Linked DNA regions of Homo sapiens: region 1 is linked to region 2. The links are chromatin contacts, found by Hi-C in ENCODE. All regions are on one chromosome and are shown on one strand. The core of a region is the stretch at or near the end of the contact, and the rest is flanking DNA. Distances in the headings are between cores, read along the strand shown.

Region 1 (2,906 bases), core at 59-2,558, 690 kb before region 2:
TGGCGGGATGCCGTGTGAATGCTAACGTGTTGTTTCTGCTCTGTTCCCTCACGCCTTCCCGGATTCAGAGAGAGGTAACCGGCCGATTTTCACTTCTCCCCCCTTCGTGGTGTCTTAACGTGTCTGGCAAAGCTCACTTGCTTTCTTCATGTCGCATTGCCATCCTCACAACCATCCTTGTCTTTGAAAGGCAGAACTTTTGTTTTGTTTTGTTTTGTTTCGCCTCTTATCACCAGCATTTAAAACAGAGTCTGGAATTGCATCTGCGTTCCTCATTCTCTACTGTGTTTGACCCTGGTTGTGGAAGGTGATGGGCTGAGTGATTAAGTCTAACACCAATGTGGTCACTCACTAACGACTGAGAAAAATCTCATCAGTGTGGCAGGGAGTGAATGTGATGGAAATAGGTTATGTGCCATGTTGTAGAAGGAGGCTTTTCATGCTTCTGGAAAAATTAATATCATGGCCGGGCGTGGTGGCTCACGCCTGTAATCCTAACACTTTGGGAGGCCGAGGTAGGTGGATCACTCGAGGTCAGGAGTTCAAGACCAGCCTGGCCAACATGGCAAAATCTCATTTCTACTAAGAATACAAAAAATTAGCTAGGCGTGGTGGTGGGCACCTGTAATCACAGCTACTTGGGAGGCCTAGGCAGGAGAACCACTTGAACCTGGGAGGCAGTGGTTGCGGTGAGCCAAGATGGCACCACTGCATTCCAGCCAGGGTGACAGAGGGATACTCTGTCTCTAAATAAATAAATAAATAAATAAATAATATTAGTGCTTATATTACATATTCTCTAGAATTTGATTGGTAAGGGTTGGCACTAGGCTACTAGCCTAGCCAGAAGCACTGATTCAGTTTCAGTGTCAATTATTAGCCAAAATATATGGTCCTCCCTCTCCACCACAAGAAGGATAGAACCACAGAAAAGACATACCTATGAAACAAGAGATTTTGACCTCAGTTGTGTTTTTCCAATGCTCTGCATGTCCGCCTGCCCGTTTGATTGATTGGGGACTTTAAGCTCCATGATTCCATAGCTCTACCACTTAATAAAAACTCCACTTTTGATGGAATAAGGGAATTTGGAGATAATTCTCCTTGAATGAATGATGGTGGTTCCTGCTGGGCAAAGCGGAGAGACACGAAGGCAGATCTCCTCTTTGTGTCGGAGTTGGTGTCATGTAACCTCCCTGCCTGGTTGGGAGCTGGAAGTGATGAGTCCTCAGCTGGTATTTCCTGCCACACTGGTGTTGTGACTGCCCTCTGCTGGTGGCTGTTTTCCCCTGTGATGTGCTGCTGTCATAGTCCAGTGGTTAAGAGGGAGAGACAGCATAGAGTGGGCGGTGACACCTGCAGGGCTGGTCTTCCAGAGAGTGTGATTAGGAGAATTTGCAGGTTTCACTGACTTTTTAAATCACTTTGAGGAGACCCTGGCGGGGGCAGGTGGTGGAAAGTTCTGGAGGATGAGGGCTGTGCATGTGGATGTGAGCTCCTTCATGTAAAATAACAGCCAGTCCCATCAGAGTCAATGGGGAGGACATTTTCAGGTGTTCGCTAGTTCCTATCCTCCTTGTTTATGTGAGTGTCCTCGCTGGGAGGCAGTTGCTCTGAATATTAACACCAGGACCCTGTTCTAGAGAGGGCTACAGATTCTAGTTTGCCCAAGCCACCTCGATAATTGCAGGTGGTAGAATTTCAGATCTGCTATTTACACACTGTGTCTCATGAGCGTGCCTGGTGAAGAATTCCCTGCTAAGCCTGTGTGTTTACCCAGGTGACGAGTACCTGGGATACTCCTTTCGGAGGCTAAAAAACTTAGCATCTTTTTAAGCTTGCAAAGAAGGAGAAAGTAAGTTAAGCTTACCAAGCGAGAGCCTGAACTTTGTGAAATTAGTGATGCCTGCATGTGATACATGTGACATTGGGTTAAAAAGAACAGAAAACCAGAGTCTTACATGTGTGTGTTTTGCGGGGGGTCATTCTGGATTGGCCATCTGGAAAGATGAAGTTTCTTACGTACTTTCGCTTCCTGATTCCTCCCACTCTCAAAACAAGATTTTTTCAAAGTGCAGTCAGAAAATAAAAGCATCCAGTCTTGAAAACAGGACTCATTCTTCCTCCAGACCTTGTACAGACTGTCAACAACCCACATTTTTGTATAGCCCAGGAACCCTATAATTACACCGTGTTCTCATGTGGGCTTACCTTTTGAATTCTATTTTGGATCTCATGCTAGGCCCTGCACAGGTGAAACAAAGAGGAGAGAAAGCCCTTTGTCCTAAAGTGCCAGAAGTGCGATGTTTGGATCCAATCCGTTTGCTGCTGTCTTATCCTTATTTGCAGATGGGACCTGCCCTTTGCAATAGCATCAATAGAAAGATAAGCTGGGAGGGAAGGGTCACTGGGTACATTTTAGCAAGTCTTAGTATAATTCATATGAGTGCAAATATTTATTAAAAAACACCCCTCGTGGGGCCAGGCGCAATGGCTCATGCCTGTAATCCCAGCACTTTGGGAGTCCGAGGTGGGCGGATCACCTGAGGTCAGGAATTCGAGACCACCCTGGCCAACATGGCGAAGCCCCGTCTCTACTAAAAATATAAAAATTAGCCAGGCATGGTGTCACACGCTTGTAATCCCAGCTACTCGGGAGGCTGAGGCAGGAGAATTTCTTGAACCTGGGAGGCAGAGGTTGCAGTGAGCCGAGATGGCACCACTGCACTCCAGCCTGGGCAACAGAGCGAGACTCCACCTCAAAAAAAAAAAAGAAAAAAGAAAAATCCCTCATGGATAAGGAGACAGTATTTCAAAGTAGGCTTTTTGTTTGACTTCTTTTTCCTCATTTATAATATGGTACCTACCATTTATTGAATGCCTATCATGTGCCAGCCTTCACAAAT
Region 2 (2,700 bases), core at 64-2,563:
AATTAGCTAAGGAATATACCTTGTAATCAATTCCAAGTACCTACGCTTAATATAATATTTACTACCAAAGTATTGACCCTTATTAAGTCAATATCCAAGACCAACATCTAGGTTTGTGTTCCTTTTATCTACGGTCAAAACAAATACAATCTTAAAGCTGGAGGTTGCTCTTGACTTAGTATAACTTAAGATTTGTCAAAACCTGTGAGGCCTGAATTTTACCTTTATGAAAAAGAGTATGCTGTAGGAAGAATAAAGTCCTTGGTGCATCATGAAAGCACCAAGAAGAAATCTCTGATATATCAGGTAAGTCTGATTAATCTGGCCATGCAATGCTTTCAACTCTATCCGGAGAGAATTTAAAGGAAGACTAGTCTCTAAAATAGATAATTAATCTCAACATAATGTTCTGGTCTAACTACTCCTTTTATAAAAATAACCCTGATGTCACCTGTTTTATGCTCATAACTTATGCTATCATTTTCGATAATGTAGCCAAATAACATCTTATTACATGGCATAAAATAAATATGCTACACTGAAATTGGTGGGTAGGAGTTAATGATACACATCTGCAGGAAATCTATCCATCAACAGATATTTCATCTTTGACTTTCTTGTCATTTTCTGTTATTAAATAATTATCACTTAATGAAAAAGAACATTTCATGTTTGTCAACACAGGTCATTAATGGCATTTAACTTATGAAAACACAAATAAATTCATATTAACTGAACATTTCTGCTAAAGTTTAAACGTACCTAAATTATAACTATATTTCAATAGAAGCCACCCAATTCCATCCAAAATCCACAAATACTGATTTCCTTTCAAAAGAATAATAGCAAATCTTAAAGTATGATACATATTACCTAATTATTTTGCATATTATCAAAGAAACAAATATATTTACTTTCTTTTAGAACTTTAAATTTATGATAGAAAGTTTTATCAGATGATTATTGGCAACAAACACATTTTTCCTTATTTCTGGTTTACCAGACAACATAAATCCAGCAGGGAAAGTTATATCATAATTTAAGCATGAATCTGTGGCTGAAATCAGATGATTAAATTTAGTTAACTATTTTAACAGATTGTTCTGAGTACGCTATTAGTGTTTATTTACCTAGCTATATTAGGGCTATTGCTATTATCAATAACAGAAATCTATACTCACAGAAATATCTGATAAAGATCTATATGGGCAGTTGCCATTATTAATAACAGAAATCTACACTCACCTGAAGCTATGGCTTATGAGGTACTTAATGACAGCTGGTTTGATGCGAGCAACTCCTCCCTGGCTGTGGTTTCCTCTCCCCGTAATCACAGACAAATAGGGCTTCCCACCGTTCTGCTTAAATTCTGTTACAACAGAAATCAGGGGAGTTAAAATTCATTTATCTTACATTCTCAATAGAAAACGTAAACCTTAGCTACTCAAGCACATGAAATTGTTTTCATGAGGATTTTGGGGTTTGCCATCTCAAAACTGTAATAGTAAGACAGATTTGCTATCTCAAAAAGCCCCCAAATTAATGTTTTAAGATGTATGTTTTAAAACACATAGCCTCATTGTAATCTATCCATCAAAAGATTTGGTGGGACTTCTTCCTTTATGGGGGAAGAGATTTCTGTGCACTACCAGAAGTTCTCCCTGAAATAATGATAATGGCAATAATACCATTAATGATACCTAACAATTACTATACAAAAGGAGTCAAGTACTGCTTTAAGTGGCTTATATTTATTAACTAAGAATCTTCACAACAACCCTGTTAATTAAATATTCTAAAGCCATCAAGCTTTGTTCTGAATCATAGCTCTGCCACTAAATGACTGTGTGACCATGGACAAGTTACTTAGCTTCTTTTGTGCCTATTTTCTCATCAGGAAAAAGGGATAATGATAGCAACTAGTTTATAGATTATCTTCCAGTAATAGCTATTAGCAAATCCACTAGTCACAGCTGGATTGCAGTCTTACTATTAAAGATAATCAATTGTTAACAAACTTTTCCTGATAGATAGTTCTTAAAACATCAAAGGAGTCTGAGCCTCCTAAAATACTGAAGTTCCATTTTGGAAATGACCTTGTGAAAATCAAGGATATAAATCCTGAAAACTAATAAAAGCTGTAGCAGAATAACAAAAACAACAAAAAAACTATTAATGAGATGAATTAATAAATTTAAAACACACAAAATATAAACATTCCACGGTCTGCTTATTAAATTGTCCTAATACTCCTAATAGAATACAAACAAATGGTTTTTCAAGTATCATATCTCCAAGATGATATTCAGCCTGGAATTTTAAAAGAATATGTTGCTCTTGCATTTCTAATTCCTTGTCTATGATCTCCATCTCTAATCCACATCCATTACTTCAAGCAATATGTTGCTCAAAATTCAACTGAGTGCTAGCTTCACAAAGGTATTCACAGTGCACAAAATTCTAGGTATATAGTGTAAAACCTTTTTACGAACTTTTTACAAAGTTTTTGCACTATATACCTATAATTTTGGGCACTGTTCTTTACATATGTTATATTACGCATAAAAGTTTTACATTGGCCAGGGACAGTGGCTCATGCCTGTAATCTCAGCACTTTGGGAGGCTAAGGAAGGTGGACCACTTGAGCTCAGGAGTTCAAGACCAGCCTGGGCAACACGGCAAAACCCCATCTCTACTGAA

What was found. A loop is a pair of places that touch in the nucleus more often than their neighbours do. Pooled maps may share reads with other maps.
Region 1: a loop to region 2 is called in a map of CD8-positive, alpha-beta T cell, with 6 times the contacts of the local background. The contact joins two enhancer-like sites. A Hi-C loop is called at or near these places in 1 of 168 maps with a recorded cell type or tissue (CD8-positive, alpha-beta T cell), 2 of 37 single-sample maps with no recorded cell type and 11 of 50 pooled maps.

The regions. Positions count from the first base shown.
Region 1 is chr4:40,839,538-40,842,443 of GRCh38, reverse strand. The region is part of intron 12 of APBB2 (amyloid beta precursor protein binding family B member 2); the gene reads left to right. Among named protein-coding and RNA genes, the nearest start is that of NSUN7, 91 kb to the right of the region's middle. RefSeq lists enhancers at 993-1,494, 1,646-1,745, 1,766-1,855. Within about 2 kb of position 1,308, at least 7 of the 41 ENCODE cell types and tissues checked have a DNase peak (open chromatin) inside an H3K27ac peak, as active enhancers do.
Region 2 is chr4:40,151,449-40,154,148 of GRCh38, reverse strand. It overlaps N4BP2 (NEDD4 binding protein 2), which reads right to left. Exons shown (of 18, transcript NM_018177.6): 17 at 1,246-1,369. Among named protein-coding and RNA genes, the nearest start is that of RHOH, 44 kb to the left of the region's middle. Within about 2 kb of position 1,313, at least 4 of the 41 ENCODE cell types and tissues checked have a DNase peak (open chromatin) inside an H3K27ac peak, as active enhancers do.